2 separate regions of the Mus musculus genome follow, and region 2 is linked to region 1. A link is a loop called in an ENCODE intact Hi-C map of the cell type or tissue named here. Cell type or tissue: heart. All regions are shown on one strand. Links, peaks and the distances in the headings refer to the core of each region. The heading gives the core; the rest is flanking DNA.

Region 1 (8,165 bases), core at 1,736-6,735:
CTTTTGAAGTTACTCTTGCTCCAAGGATATAATTAGCAGCCAAGTGAAAAGATTATGCAAAGTTTAAAATTTAAGTTAAAAAAAAAGAGCTGTGAGCTGGTTTATTTATTTTGCTTATCTCAAGAACTTCTTCTTCTTCTTCTTTTTTGGAAAATGTGACTGTAAGGTGGTTTATGAGGTGAGCTATGTGGGCTTGTGGATGAGACAGGAGCACGGATGAAGTTAAACGAAAAGGTCACATACATTTTGGCCTTTAGCACAGTTCGTTAGCTGGTTTACTACTCTGGTCTGAGCCATCACTCTGGAAAAGGAATAATAGTGTTTCTATGCAGGCAATCTTCATAGCACTTTTTATTTTTGTCAGTGGAGACTCTTGACTCTCAGCCATTTAGAAATGTGAGTCAGAGGCCGGCGGGAGAGGGGTTCCTTCTTCTTTCCCATGACTCTCTAAGTTCCCTTGTCCCCTTCTTCTGCCCCAGGACAGCCTCTGAGATGCTGCTGTTGAGACCTTGGCCTTCACCAGTGCCTCTCCTCTGGGGAAGCAGGTGTTGGGGGCCCTTGGGCATTTTCTGGAGGCTGAGGAATGAGGTCACCAGTGGCAAGAGCAGGGATTGCCACTGGACTACTGCGAAGGAGGGGACAGATGTGGCAGTCAATTCTTTCTGATCCACAAGCTCGCATGTTTCTTTTTAAATTATAAACATTCATTCCTTGAATATATTCCTTCCTCTCTCTATCCTTCCATTCTTCCCTCACTCCCATCATTCTTTCTTTTCTATCTTAGTCACTATTCTATTGCTGTGAAGAGACACCATGACTAAGGCAACTCTTATGAAAGAAAGCATTACATGGGGTTCTCTCACAGTTTCAGAGGGTTAGCCCATTATAGTCATGGTGGGGAGTATGGTAGATCCAGGCAGGTAGTGGGGCAGTAGCCACCAAGCTACATCCTGATCCTCAGACCGAAAGGCAGAACCTGGACATGACATAGGCTTCTGAAACCTCAAAGCCCACTGCCAGTGACACACTTCCTCTAACAAGGCCATACCTGCTCCAACAAAGCCACACCTGTTAAACCTTCCAATCCTTTCAAACAGCTCTACTCCCTGGTGACGGTTACTAAGCATTCTAATATGAGCCTATTAGGACCATTCTTATGCAAACTGCAACATTTTTCCTTTCTCTCCCACACTCTGCCTTCTTTCTCTCATCTTCCTTTCTTTTTAATTTTTACCCTCCCTCCTCCAAAAAAATTCATCAGGAATCTAAAGTTGGGCCTTTTGGGGGGAAGAAACCTTAAGCACAAGAAACTAAACTGAAGATGACTGAACACCCTGTAAAGGAGGTTGCTGTATGTGGCATAGACTGAAGATGGTTTCTAAGAATAGGTGAACTTTATGTTACACCTTGAAGAAAGACATACAAAGTGAGAGGCCAAGAGAATGTCTTACAGGAGGGTAGGGAGTAGGACTTGCATGCATAAAGGCAGAGAACAGACTGCACGAATCCTGGACACTCTTCTGTCTTAATCCCCAAAGCTGGCTGTACTGGTGACAGAGTGGATGCACTCTGTCTTCTTGCTTTTCCTGCTACCTGTGGCTTCTTGAGACTATAGCTCCCACCTGCTTCAGGAGCCCTATCCTCAAGGCACTATGGGTCTTTCCCACCCAGAAAGTACTCATAATCTGTACCTCAGGTCTGTTGAATTGCCTGACACTCTTGTCACCAGGGAAAGACATGGTTTTCACTGATGTCAAGAGCTGAAGGGAAGCAACCTTGGAGTTTAAAAGAGGAATAAAACCCTGTATGAGCACCAGGTGGCTAGGGTTTGACACGGTCAAGTCAGTGTAATATGAAGGAGAACTTGACTTCTGAGCGTGGGTGTGTTTAGTCTCAGCAGTTGGGAGGTCGAGGCAGAAGGAAGGCAGGTATGAGACCACACACCTCCCTTTCCTTGAAGCTGGAAGTTTTGGGATTCCAGTCCCTCTGGAGTAGGTTGACTTCTTCCTGGTTAATTTCAGAGGGGATGCTAACAGAGGCCAAGATGCTAAGGCTCAGGTAAGGGAAAGCATGCAAAACAAGCCTTGATTTATGAGGTTGGGTCTAGGATTTTGGTGATTGGAAGTATGTTTTAGGCACTCAGGAGGAATGTCAGTTGACTAGATGAAAGCTAGCAGGATCCAAAGACAGCTTCCTTTGATAAGGTTTCTGTCATCTTCCCTCCTATTTTCAGTCTTCTTTCATTGACGTGGCTACCACAGATTTGGACTGCCTAGCCACAGGATTTTACTGAAAAGGAACTTGGACTGCGCATGCTTCCAGTGATTTCTAGAAATGTCTCTTCTGGGATCTGATGTGAAACAGTGACTTGGTCCCCTGGCATCAGACTTGTGTTTGCCATGTACATCACCATGTGCAATTGTCCAACAGCCTTGGTCTGTGTTTATATTCTTTGAGTGCCCAAGTACACGGTTGCACACAGCCTGAGTCCTGGCTACAGTCACACTAAACCCCCGTTGTCCAATCTCTTAGTTCTCTACACACCTCTTACTTCCATGGACACAGCCTGGGTGAGAGGCATCCTCTCTTAGAGTTTCTGGAAGGAACCAGTTCTCATGATCCCTTGATTCTGGGCTTCTGAATTATGAGAACATTTTCTCTCTCTCTCTCTCTCTGTGTATGAGTGTTTCATTTTGTGTGTTTTTTTTTTAATAGCTGTGTCATTAAATGTCCAGGACTTGTGTCTCTTGTTTTCTAAGAAGATATTGAGGCTTCCACATGACAAAGGTAAGATGTCAAGAGAAACAGCCAATACCTTATAATAAACTCTACACATGTATGTATTTATACATGTTTGCATATATACATATAGGATTTCAGCTTTATATGTAGGAGAGACATCTCAGAAATCCCAGTAGGGTACTTGAAATTGAGGATGCCTAACCCTATATAGACTCCCTTTTTCTGCTATATTTACATAATATATACTTTAATATATACTTTTGATAAGGCTTATATTTTGAATTAGGTAGCCAATATTAATGATTTTAACCAATAGTGAAATAATCTAACAGTCTCTTCTAATATAATTATTTAAAAAACTTACGAAGTATATTCCTGGCACATTCCACTTAAATATTTTTAGACTGTGTTTGTTGCAGTTGGAAGTGGTAACTGAAATTATGGAAGATAAAAAATATGGATGAGGAAGAGGGTGTGTATCATCTCCCAGGGGCGTGCTTCTCAAGAGGACACCAACAAACACAGGATGGATTCAATAGCGAGCTGACTGACCAGATGTGTACAGCTGGAAGCAACTGAGCTTTACAGGCACCTGGGCACCCAACTCGTGGCATCATTGTCTTGCCTCCACACCGGATCCACTGGCTTTTATTTTATTTTATTTTATTTTATTTTATTTTATTTTATTTTATTTTATTTCTTTTGGAGACAGCATCTTGCTGTGTAGCTCAGCTTCCCAAGCGCCAGGATACAGGTCTGCATCTGTGCATTCAGGTTCCAGCTTCCACTGACCAATCCTTTCTCCCAGTCTGCGCGATCTTCTTTCTTTAAAGTGATAGCCAGCAGAGAAAAAGGTGGCAAAGATGCCAGGGTCCAGAAATGTTTTTTTGGCTTAGGGGCTTGTACTCGTGTGGGTCCAAGGGCATGGGGGACTGAGTCTACTTCTGAGTACAATTCCCTGTGGCTTCTGAACTTAAGCAAACAGATGAGTAATAGGCTCAAATCTTCAACTGCATTCTGATGTCTAAACCAAGTCACAAGAGTGGGTTGAATCCAGGAGTGGGGAAGAAAGCCTCCCCCTGCAAACACCAAAGAGATGGAGGTAATACAGCTATCAGTAGACCGGAGAACTGGGTCATCTTTGCTAATAGTGTATTCCATGTCTCGGTGGGAAAGCTTATCCTGCCTAGCAGGCATCTTGCTACACAGAGTCAGAGTGGAACCCAGCATTTTTTGTTGCCTCTCATGGCAAAACCTCTAGGTGGACCTTTAAGATGTCGTTTCAAAAACACCTTGTGCACCAAAGGTTTATTCTAACACTCAGCCCAAGGCCAGGCATGGAGACCTGTACAGGGGATGAGGAAGCCCTGGCAGGTAAGAACTTTGGAAGAGGTTAGGTCTGGCTCTGAATCCTTGCACTTAACAAGCGATGGGCTTTGTGGGCAACTGTCTGTCTCTTGATGAGAAAGTTTTGTATTTCTTTTTTTTTTAAATCAATAAAATGCAGATGATAAGGTCTGTCTCACAGGGAAGCCGTGAGACCTGAGCTGTGTACCGTAAGTTAAAGTGCTTAGCAAGCACCTGCTCTACTGCAACAGCCACTAAATGGTAGCTATTATTATCAATAATAAATGCAGGCTGAAGGAATGCAGAAATGAATGAATGTCTTTGCAACATTCAGCCAAATGGGCACGACTTCCTTTCTCCCTCCCTCGCTCCCATCCTGGCTCAGGTAATAATATATACACAAGGGTCAAGCTAAGCCATCCACCATTTGTAGTTTTTTTTTTTTTTTTTCCGATAAGAGATCACAGCTACGAGGCTCCCTGGTCCTGGGATGGATTAAAAGCACCCCATTCTGCTTTGCCACAAAACTTCTTCACAAGTCTGTGTCCCTCCCCCGCACACCCCAACTCCTCTCGAGCTCTGTGTGTGCCCAGGAAAATGGAGGCACACCTGTGCTAGCAGCCTGCCGAGAGGCATTTTCTTCCCCTCTGTTGCCTGGGCGATTCTGACTACACACCTGCAAAAGAGCCTTCTTTTCCTCCCCAGCTCCAAATCAAAGTGAGTCTTCACTCTCCAAGCTGCCTGCAGAGGGAGCACACACAGGGAGGACTTGAAGAGAGCAGAACAATTAGACACGGGAGCTGGCCCCTCTCTGAGGCTGAAGCTGTTTTTAGCTCTGCCTCTCAGGCAGACAGGCCTGGCCTTGGGGGTCTGGGCCCAGCCTGATGAATTAAGGACAACAGAAGTCTGTTGGCTTAGGAGAGGTTCTCCTTATAAGGGGCTGAGCAGGGAGGTTCTCCCTTTGTTTTTCCGTTTCTCTGTAATGACAGGGCTCCCCAACACACCTACACTGCCTGCCTCTGTTCAAATGTTCTTAGTCAAACAACCCAGTGTAACCAACAATACCAATAAACTCTCCCCACCACATGCTTTTAGTGGGAAACAAAAAAAAAGACACGTTCTGGAATCCAAAACTGCATGTCAATCTGATGATTTGGAACTGTGGATGAAGAAGGAATTTGGAGCAGGGGCAGGATTCCAGATGCTTCCAGGAAGAGAAAAAAGGTTTCTTCAAAGGTCTGGGTCAGTTTCGGGTGTGCAGTCAGGAGATCCTGGGGTAGGGTGGGAGGAGTGGGGGTGTCTAGCAGGCTGCAGGTGAGTTTTGCTTTTTATGCAAGAGGGACCCTTTCTGGAGGCAAATGGGCTCCAGGCTGCCATTATCTGTTGGAAAAAATAGCTCTGGATTTGGATCTAAGGAAGACTATAAACGAGGAGCGCAGAGACTTGCTTTCCAGCCTTGTGGGAGTCCGGGTAGTTTTAAATGAAGGGCAGATGCAGCCTTGGGCTAGATTCTACCTCCCTCGGTCCTGCAGTAACCTTATTAAAGAATAAAAATAAAGGCAGGAGTTTTATGATGACGAAGAAGAAAAGGCAGGGCCAGGCAGCTTCTCCAGCAAGGGGTGGGAGTGGGCTCTGGGATGTGCGGGAAGGATATGGGTTGGGTCTCTCTGTCTAAGGTGCAGAGATGAGGGGAGGGGCTATGGACAGATCCAGAGGCCATGGGCTGACTGTCCAGGCTGGGTTTGGGGGGCAGGAGGCAGGGTTGTCCTTCTGAGGGCTGGTCTCTTGGCCAGGCCAATTGCTTTCTTTGTTTCCTAAGGGAAAACAGCACCTGGCTCCTGGGAGAGGCCTACACCAATTTGCTGGTCCCCTAAAGGAAAGCTAGCTGCTGTTTGTAGTGTGGGCTCTTTAGCATTAGAGTTTTGTGAGAAACCCCAGATTGAGTGAAAACCATGTTGACACTCTCGGCTCTTGGAACAGTGCACACCACTCCACTCTGTGCGTCCTGTCCTTTTGTAATGGGGCTGCCCCCACTGCTTTGGATCTTGGTCCTGAGAAAGAACAGAGCTGAAGTGTTTGGACACTGGCCTGCAGTACAGATGGCCTGGAGCTGTGGGCCAGGGGTTAGTGTGAGCCCAGGGGCAGAACAAGAGTGAGGAAGAACCACATGACTATCATGACTAGAAAGACTCATGGAGCCCCCAGCTCCTTGGGAGTGGGTGTACAGGACCAGGCTTGAGGCCGGGGAGGGATGGGGGCCAGTGAAGAGCTGTGCTGCTGGATTCTGGGCTGGGAAAGTGAGGCAGGGCACAGGAGGAAGACTCTTCTTTGATGGACACAGATTATCCCAGGCTGCTGAGATGGGCTTCATGACGTAAGAGTAGGGGCCAAGTTAGAGGCCTTCAGCCAGGCTGGAGGAACATGAAGACAAGGGGCATTTATTCAGGTGTGTAGTGGAGTGTGTTGGCAGCGTTTCCTTGTCTTTGGATATAGCCTCCCAATCCTCCCTCTCTGACTCCAGTCTTCCTGGTTGTATCCTCTTTTGCTTGGTCTGTATAAGCCACAAACCTTACTGTGCTTCTGTCCTGCCCTTGGGTTTTCCCCAGGGCTCCCAACTACTCGAGAATAGCATCCAAACCCTTTACTGCCTTCTGCAAAGCTGTCTGCAGTCTTGAACTTGCTCTCTTTTGCTTCTCTCCATCCTGGGGCAAATGACTACTTATTCTCCGAACTATTGGTTTGTCTGCTCCAATCCTCAGCCTCTCTTCAAGGTAGGCAAGGGATTGACTTACAATTCCCATCTTTCAAACGGCTTCAATTCTCTCAGGACCCCGTGCTTTTGTCTGAGGTCTTGCTCTGCCCTTTGCAGAATATGAACCTGCCTGTGTGTTAGGACAGCTGAGCAAGGGTGGGAGACCCCTTGGAGCCACTCTCTGTCAGTGACTGGCAGGAGTGGAGAACAAATATCCACTTTCCAGGGACCTGTGATACAGATGACATACTCTAAATCTCCCAGGGGTCCCTTGGAGATTGTGTTTTTGGATCCTCTACATTGGTCCATACCTCAACCCTCTCAGGCTTCTGAAACCATTTCCCCGGTATTCATTGACACTCACCGCTCATCTCATGACTGAAAGCCAGAACACCTTCACTGTTTCTTCTACCCAGAGCTCCATGCCAGCCTAGAGACCCATTGCTAAGAGTTGTGTTTCAGAGCTTCAGATCTGGATTTTGCTGACCTCCTGTGGGCAAACCACTGGGACTCACCAGGGACAGTCCTTTAGAGCCAGTGCTCTCTGTCCTGGAATCCTGGAGTCTCTTGTTTCTTGTACCTAAGGCTTCCTTATACTGGCACAGCATGAAGCCAGCAGTCTGGTGTTCAGGAACCCACACTGGTTAGCTGGGTTGAAAGGTGGAAATTAGCATCTTCTGCATTTGACAGACTCCTCCCTGAGTCAAGGTGCTTAACTGATTTAAAATAAGCAAGCAAGCAAGCAGGCAGGCAGGCAGGCAGGCAGGCAGGCAGGCAGGCAGACAAGCAAACACTTCCTTGTCTTTGTTTAGTGTTGACAGATTCTGAAAGCACTTTTGTATGTAGCTTGGATTGGCTAAAATTCTCCAAGGAGTAGTAGGTGGTCTCACGGGACAGACCTAGCCAAAGATGGTAGCCATAAACCAGCACAGTCAGAGAGGTAGCTAAATGGCACAGAGCACAGAGCTACAAAAAAAAAAAAAAAAAAAAAAAAAAAAAAAAAAAAAAAGAGCTGGTACCTGTTTGTCTCTAGAACTTTCTTTTTTTCTCCTTACCAGCTACTGAGGTATGGATTCTGTGTGTGTAGATGGGATCTGCTTTTGGACCGTCCCCCTGAATACCTCATTCCATTCTCAAACAGACATCTGCATTGGTGTGTACAGCTCCATGTTCAGCAGAGGCAGACATCAGAGGTTTGGAGAAATCTGGGCACAGGTATTGGTCAGTCTGACTTAGATTCCGGTGCTCTTTCTCTTCAGCACGCCCATTTCCATGCCCTCAGCTTTCCCCAAGTTTATGCTCCAGAGCAGACAGCTTGGAGAGA
Region 2 (8,165 bases), core at 1,258-6,257, 180 kb after region 1:
GAGTCAGATGAGGTTTTTTTTCTGTGGGCAAGGAGTTTAAACTTTCTGGATCAGTGCACACAATTGTGTTGATGGAAAAAACACTCTAGACCTCCTTTTGATGATGATGATGATGATGGATGTGTTTTCATGCCATGTGCTTATATGCACACATAAGTAGAGACCAAAGGAGAATGTCAAGTGTCTGACTCTATCACACTCTACCTTATTCTTCTGAGGCAGATCTGTCACTGACGCTGGAGCTTACGCTGGTTTCCACAATTGCTGTGAAGCTAAGAGTACCTGCTTCCATGCAGGTCTTGGATGCTAAGATAACCACTGGGAAAATGAATGTGCTGAGAGGTTTGTTTGTTTGTTTGTTTGTTTTTGATACAGGGGCTGGAAGATGGGAGGTGGGAGGACAAGGTCTGCCAACATTTATTTCCTTGCAAGCATTGCTGGCCAGACTCTCAAGAGCATCGCCCTCTTTGTGGAAGTAGTCTCTTGGCAGCAGCTGGTGGTCTCTCCGGATGGATGCTCTGTGTGAGTCTTATCCAGCGGAGGAGAAGCAGCAGCCCTGTGTGTCTCTGAAGCTCAACACCTCAGTCCTGAGTTGGGCCCGGCTGGGAGGGAGGGGAGCAGGGAGCGATGTGTGGCACGCAGTCCCCTGTTTTCTTACAGCAATTGCATGAAGACTACAAATATTTGAGCTGATTGTACTCGCTTACACGCAGCAATGAATCATCTTGTGATGAGAGGCCTGAAATATGCTGGGATGAAATTAACGTCAATTGAAACAGAAAATGGATTCTAGCTCCCTCCACAATGAGCCTCAGAAGATGGGCTCAGAGTGCAGGGAGCTGGCTGCTGCTATTCTTAGTGGCAAAAAAGCCCATGCCTTTGGTATTGCTTTTTCTATTTTTATTTTCTTAAAAAGCTTCTTTTCTCCTCCTCCTCTGGGGGGTACCTTTTAATCAGAGACTTTGTCTGGTTCAGGCTCCATTTTGACTTCTTGGATCTCTGGGGATAAAAAAAAATGTTTAAGAAAGAGAAAACTCATACAGACCTTTAGAATCTAAAGGAAAAGAAAAATTAGGACCTTTATCCTAAAAAGTTCCCATTTCTCCGGAACACTAGATGAATTGTTGCTAGCTGCTGAGGTCCTGTGATTTTGTGGGAGGGTGATGGGAAGATTCTGAAATACTAACCTATGTTCCCTCTGCAGATACCCACTCCACTTGTAGACATCTGTTTGCGTTGTGGATTTTTATTTTCATAAACATGGGCCCTATAGGAAACAGAAGGAGCTCACGCCTAGGGTAGACTGAGAGAATCCGTGCTGGGTGTCAGTGAGGTTTCCCTGGGCTGAAGTGAGCAGACCCCAAGGGAACACAGTGAGCTGGTGGTGGGTATCTTAGAAAAATCCTGGGGCTCTGAGTAGCTTGGAACCCTGGAATCCTCCGGCAGGACCTCCCCAGCAGGATCTCTGCTTGGTGACTCACCTTGGTTATCATCATGACCCACCCGAGAAGAGTTGCTTCCATTAGATGGATCTGTAGTCCATGTTTTTGGTATCCAATTGATGTGAAAAGTCCAGCTAACTGTGAGTGGCACAGTCCTAGAGTGGGCCTAGGCTGTATTAAAAAAAGAGCTGAGCAAGCTTGAGAGAACAAGCCTGATTTCTCCCATGATTCCTTCCTAACTTCTGACCTTGACTTTCCTCAATGATAGACCTATAAAGTTGAGGTAGACTTTTTCTTCCTCAGCATGCTTTGGGTCACATGTTGGTTTTATTGTAGCAAAGGAAAGCAATGACACTCTAATAGCTACTTGCTTTGTTGGTTAGTCTAGAGTTCTGGGCTCTGGTCCGTGGCTCATGAGACCACTGCTCATGGCCATGACAGTCTAAAGATCATTGTGGACGTGCTCTGGCCACCTGCCCCACTGCAGCACCTTGGATAGTATGAGTATGACCGGTACCAATCTAGGAATGTGAGTTTTGAAGTTCAGGAAGCCACAGGGGAGTCAGTACTTAACTGCATTGGTCTTTGCTCTCTCCTGGAAGTGAAATGGGAATTGTGCAGGGTCATTACCAGGGGACCACACTAATCTCAGTTCTGTTCTGTTCCTGCCCTGAGCATTGGCATCTTGTCTCAACATTGCTCAGTCTTCATTCTGACTTCACTAAAACGACCGAGATTCACTTGGGACTGAATTCATGTAGGCAGAGAGGTCCAAAGACACAAGCTTTTGGAGGCTACAAGTTTGTGGGTTTTTTTTGTTTGTTTGTTTGTTTGTTTGTTTGTTTGTTTTTTGATATGTTCTGAAAATCTTGATATCCTTTAAAAGCAGGGCAGATGTGAGTAGATGCCATATGACCAGCTTGTTATGCCATTTAGGGAACCAGGCATCTGCGTTTGAACCTATATCTAATGCTCAACACACGCAAATGACTACTTTTGACCTCTTTGTGATACGTTCCTCTTGCTAGTGAGCTGATGAAGTTCATGACTGTAGCCTCCCTTGGGGATTGTGATGAATGCATGGGTCAACTCTTGCTAAGAGCTTAACAAAGTACCAGGTACATGGAAACGATCTGGAAGGGCTAGCTAGTTCTGACCACAGGTCTTATTAAGCTCAACTTCCCTTCATCCCACCTTTCCCTCGGTTTGTCTTGTGAATCCACTTAGACTTTCTGGGAGGTAGAGTTTGGAAACTTCTATGTCTTCCTCAAGGAAGAATGGTTTCTATAAGATATACTTGGGCTTAGTAATGGACTTTGATATCCCTGTAGGGCTGAGCCATCTTTGTAGAAGAGGAGTTGGTCCCCTGGCTTTTTCTTTTGCCTTCTTAACCTTTGGCTTCCATATCTTCTCTGCCTTTACCCTCTACTTCCACAGAACTCGATTTCTCTGTGTCTCTCCAGGTCTGTAAGAGTGCTACAAGACAGACCTTAGAAGCAGGTCCAGACATGAGGATTCACAGACAAGTGGCTACTGGGAAGTGATTTCTGGTGTTTTGTTTGTTTGTTTGTTTGTTTGTTTTTTATTTTTTATTTTATCAAGTAAGCTACCCTGATGTACAATCTGGACCTACCACTCTTGGGGAATCTGTTATATCCTCATCGAGCAAGAGACTCCAAGATAGTTTACACGAAGGGCACTGCTCAGTTTTCAGGACTGACTGCAGGGGTGTTATCTCCTGGCCACTTTCATGTGACTTTCCATGTATTGGCCAGAGTTGTGGATCTTTGTAGAAACACGGTTTGGACCTGAAGGGCAGGGGAATCAAGCATCCAGATCATCTATCCCAGTTCTCATTGCTGAATGACAACTTGTCTCTCGGTTTTCAATTTCCAGATGTGAGGTGTGAATGAAGGCAAAAAGCCACAGAAGAATGGGAGGGCATGAAAAGAATGGAGGGACAAGAGAGAGGCAGCAAGAGAGAAAACATCAGTATGACCATGGCGATCTAAGATGCCTATCTTCTCTTCCCCACTTATGTTTGCTGAACAGTGGCTGGAGTGCAGGAGTCCCGTGATCCATGTGAGGAGTTTCATCTGAGTGGCTGCTATGTTGACTCTTTCATTTTGAGATCTTTTGTATAGTTTCTCATGGGGGAGGAAGACAGAACTGGGCTTGCTCTGACAGCTTGAGGCTAAGAGAGGTGAAATCAGATGGTCTCAGCCGTGTTCCCATGCTGCTCAGCATCCGCATCAGCAAGATCGACTCAATTTCCTCCTGCTCGCAGCTGAGGTGATGAAAAGTCACATCGAGCCAGATGAAGCCCTGGGACAGTCGCCAGCGCAGAACAGTTGTTTCACCTTAAAACAAGCTTCATCTTGGCAGTGTCACCAATGTGAGAGAAGTCACACATGCTTATGTTGTCTTCCCTTTAGTTTAAAAAAAAAAAGAAGAGGAAGTAACAGCTTCAATGTACTCCAGACACGTCTGTCTGCCTTCCTTCCCTTCCCTCCCTCCCTCCCTCCCTCCCTCCCTCCCTCCCTCCCTCCCTCCCTCCCTCCCTCCCTTCCTTCCTTCCTTCCTTCCTCCTTCCCTCCCTCCCTTGTTCGTTCTTTCTTTCTTTCTTTCTTTCTTTCTTTCTTTCTTTCTTTCTTTCTTTCTTTCTTTCTTTCTTATTTTTTCCCTCTCTTTCTTTCAACTTTCCTTTCTTCATTTCTCTCCTTTTAAATTCAAGATTAATATCATCTAGTAATGGCAGAATAACATATCCAAATTCTACTAGAGAAAATTCAGTGAGCATTTAGCACTAGAGAAAACAAAATAATGGAAGAATGCTTAGTAAGGGCCTTTCTAGAACAGTGACTTTGAAATTGAGTGTTCTTGAGATACCCTGTGATGGTGCTAAAAATGTAGATTGTGATTTGGAAAGCCTTTGGCAGAGCCAGAGAATCTGAATCTTCTAACTAGCTCTAAGATGGTGCTGATGCTGTGTGGTCTAAGGACTTTGAGTAAGTAGCAAGGTTGTAATGTTCCAACTCAGGAATGACTAGATTGAAGTTGGCCCCAGTCATGGTGAATTGGGCAAGTTGCATAACATGCCCCAACTTCAGGTCTTTAACACTGAATATGTGGAATAGAATTTCCATCCCTCATGGTTATTGTGAAGGTGCTGATAACCCCTCCGAATATTCTGCCTCACAGTTACAGAATAGCTGGCACCTGCTCACCTTACCTTTACTCTGCTCAGGAAACATTCTCCCCTCTCCACTATTTCTGGACTCCAGACTCATTTCCCATTCTGTTGCTGGCTTCGCACCTTTGTGCCCACTTTTCTGAGTTTATAAGCACTGCTAGGTTTAAGTAGTGAGGGCTGCTTCTCTCCAAGCAACAACCTTCCCCTCACTTTCCAGAGAGGATTTCTTTGTTTTAGGTCTCAGATACCCCATCTCTACAATGCTGTCTAGTTCAAAGCAATTTTAGATAGTTCTTTCTATAGCAATGGGGTTGGCCATCCATACGTAGCAGGCCCACCTATACTGCTTTCAAAAAACTTCTTTGTTGCACACCATTTGCTTCCCATTCTGCCCCATTGCCAGGGCACATAGATACAGGAGTGTCTGTTCACGTAAAATAGTGTCTCCTGGAATTGCACAGTGCATCATCATACTGGAGCATCATATAAGTATCCCTTGGTGCTTTCATGAATGTACACTTTTTGGGCTTCAGACTCCTATGGTCTTGATTCCAAGCACTTCCCGTCCCATACCAACACTCAGGTCCCCAAACCCTAGTATGCAGTAAACTTCTTGTGTTTTCTAAAGGGTTCCAAATATAACTAGTGAGGCTTATATAACACCAAAGAATTAAGGCATAAGTAATGTATACATGGGGGTGATGACCAGACTAGCTGTGAATATGTAAGCCCTTCTAGGGTTTGTATCTCAGGCCAAAAGCTATGACTCACTATCTTAGTGAATATCAGAATTTTGTGTGCTTCAGAAAGCTGTTTTGCTCAGCCATGAAAGAGCATGGCCAATCAATGTTGGTCACTGGATAACAAGTTCCAGTTGTTTAACAAGCATTTTGTCTCTGTGGCATTCACGGTAAAAAGGCAACTGGCAATTAGGCATCCATCAGCTTCGTTGCTAGTCCCTTTTAATGGAATTGACTTCAATAGCTTTGTGTCTAGAATAGCTCCCTTCTTCCCGCCACAGGCTCAATGTCATTGTTCGTGTTTTGATGTTCATGTTTCAACATTCATGTTTCAACACCACTGTTCTTTCAGGCAAGGAGCCTGTGTTCTGTGCTAGAGTTTTGTAAATGAGGACTGAACAATAAATCATACTTAATGCAAGAAACAAAAACATGTGATCTTTTCCAGCCCAAAGAATATCCCAAGGACATGTAAGTAAGGGGAGATGGGAGGTAGAGAGTCTATGAATGGGATGCTAAGCCACATGCATGACATGACTCCCACTGACTAGTATGTAGCAAACAGGCTATAGAGCTGATTGTATCTACATCTTCCAAGCTCTTCTTTTAGATATACCATATTAGTGCCTTGAAATTGGCCATAGTGAAAAAATTTTCACCGTGAAAATTGGCCAGTGCCTCCAATCAGGTCTATTTGTTTTTAGATATTTTCTAAAATGTTAAATATTTTCCAGCATATTTCTGCAAGAAGGCTGTAATTTCCCTCTTCCTCCTGCAAGACACACAATACTAGAGGATTCCCAACATATTTTCTCTCAGCACATATAAGGACCAGGACTTTCCCCAGTATATTTTCTCAGAAGCAATTTCCAAATGAACTGGTTTGAGTTCATGGAACAATGCTATCCTGTGCCCTCCCCCAGCCTTGAGCAGGCTGGATCAGACCTTGTTTGCCACCGTTGCTAGCTCACCTAGGGTGGAGCCCTCCAACATAGGTAAAGTCTACTGTCCTGTCAGGTCTGAGCTTCCTGCAAGAAGCCACTAGCTGCTGAGCAGCTGAGCTTGTTTTCCTGAGGGGGTCCCGACAAAGCGCGACCTACAAGATCCTGGCCTAGTGAGGGATGTTTCCCCGCTTTAAAAATTCAAACCTTAGATGTAAAGTTCATCTACATCTAAGCCTTGATCAGAGAACTTTGTCTTGGCTCGTTATTTCTCTTGCCGTCCTTCCCATTCATCCCCAGCTTTCCTTTCAGGAACCCAGTAACCTGTGGCCACTGGTGGCACGATCTCAATATAATCTGCTTACGTTGATCCAGTATGTTTGCATGGGACCTCAAAATAGTATGCAATAATGGACCTCAAACTTTGTTTTTTTGTTTTTGCTTTTTCTCAAGACCTTTAAAATGTCTCCATTATTTTCGGAGTACCTTGGGATAACTACCTTCTTACATGGCCAAATAAAGAGATAATATAAAACAACAACAACAACAAAGTATCATGGACCTTCTGCTATCATAATCATTTCAATGAGAAGGGCATTGTCCCAGCTACTTTCTTTCAATAAAATACTCTTGCAAAAGTAACTTAAGGGAAAAATAGTTTAGTTTTATTTATAGTTCTAGGGGATACAGGCCATCATGGGACAGAAGTCATGTCAGCAGAGAAGATATAGCAGCAGAAGCAGAAGGCTGCTTATATCGCTTCTCACTTAGGAATCAGAGATTGAACCAGAAGTGGTGCAGGGCTACAGGATATAAAGCTCTCAGGCCTGCTGCCAGGGAGCCATTGCCTTTAGTGAGGCTCCACCTCCTAAAGGTTCCTCGATTTTCCCAAACAGCACCATCTGCAGGGGACAACATGTTCAAGCATGCGAGGCTGTGAGGAATATTACACGTTAACACTGTGACAGATATTTTAACAAGTTGTTCCCGGAATCAGTGTGAAGCCTCGGGACACAGGGAGCATGACTAAAGAGGATACTTCTTTTATTTTCTAATTCTAATTTAAAGGTTCCCTTGGATAACACTAAAGCCTGTGGTTAGGCTTGGGGGACTATATGCTTTCAGGATGCAGAGGACACTGCCTGAGCCAATGTTTGCAATTCACCATCCTGCCTTGGTGGGGCTGCAGGGACAACTGAATAAGATGCTTCCCATGAAACTATTCCCATTAGTGCAAGGCTCTACCAATGTCTCTGGATCATATTTGCAAAATTAGATAATATTCTCTGATGTTATTAATAAAACTATCATACTATAATCCTTCCCGCACCAATTTTCTTGGTAAGACCAGGGGTATTGAGATGAATCTGTTCTTATTATTGGGAATGAATTCAGGGAGTTACAAAACATAAAATGACTCCCTTCTCTCCCTTTCTTCTCCCTCCTTTCCTTTCTTCATTCCCTCAAGTAGTGTTCTAAGGATCCATGTCCAGCTGGGTGTAATGGAGCACACTTTAAATCCCAACATTCAGGAGGCAAGGCAGGCAGATCTCTGTGAGTTCAAGGTCAGTCTTGTCTACATCGTGAGTTCCAGAACAGCAAGAGTTACATAGAAACACCCTATCTCAAAGCAAGTAATATATAAAAACTAAAGATACATGACTAGGACATGTGTCTGCCAATCTTGTTTCTTTTCCTGTAGCCCAGGCTAGCAAACTATGAGTCAAGTTTGCCCAGGTCACCCTTCTATGAAAGTCTATAGAAGCACTCTCTTGCCCTCAGAGGAATGCAAAAACTGCTTATGGGTGACATATCTCCTTTATAAAACTTGGTCATTGCCAACTTCTGT

What was found. Hi-C counts contacts between places; a loop is a spot of excess contacts. Peaks named below come from ENCODE experiments on the same cell type or tissue, not always from the same donor. Only the 100,000 strongest peaks of a DNase experiment are listed, where the experiment ranks them.
Region 2: a loop joins it to region 1, with 1.8 times the contacts of the local background. A loop is called at or near these places in 2 of 42 quality-filtered maps.

What each region holds. Positions count from the first base shown.
Region 1 is chr8:103,911,166-103,919,330 of GRCm38, reverse strand. No RefSeq gene overlaps it. Among named protein-coding and RNA genes, the nearest start is that of Gm32728, 120 kb to the left of the region's middle. In heart, for the core only: a CTCF peak has its summit at 4,835 (motif pointing right); a DNase peak (open chromatin) is centred at 6,130; H3K27ac peaks cover 1,797 bases.
Region 2 is chr8:103,734,115-103,742,279 of GRCm38, reverse strand. No RefSeq gene overlaps it. Among named protein-coding and RNA genes, the nearest start is that of Gm39235, 15 kb to the right of the region's middle. In heart, for the core only: no CTCF peak of the experiment used is centred there; a DNase peak (open chromatin) is centred at 3,749.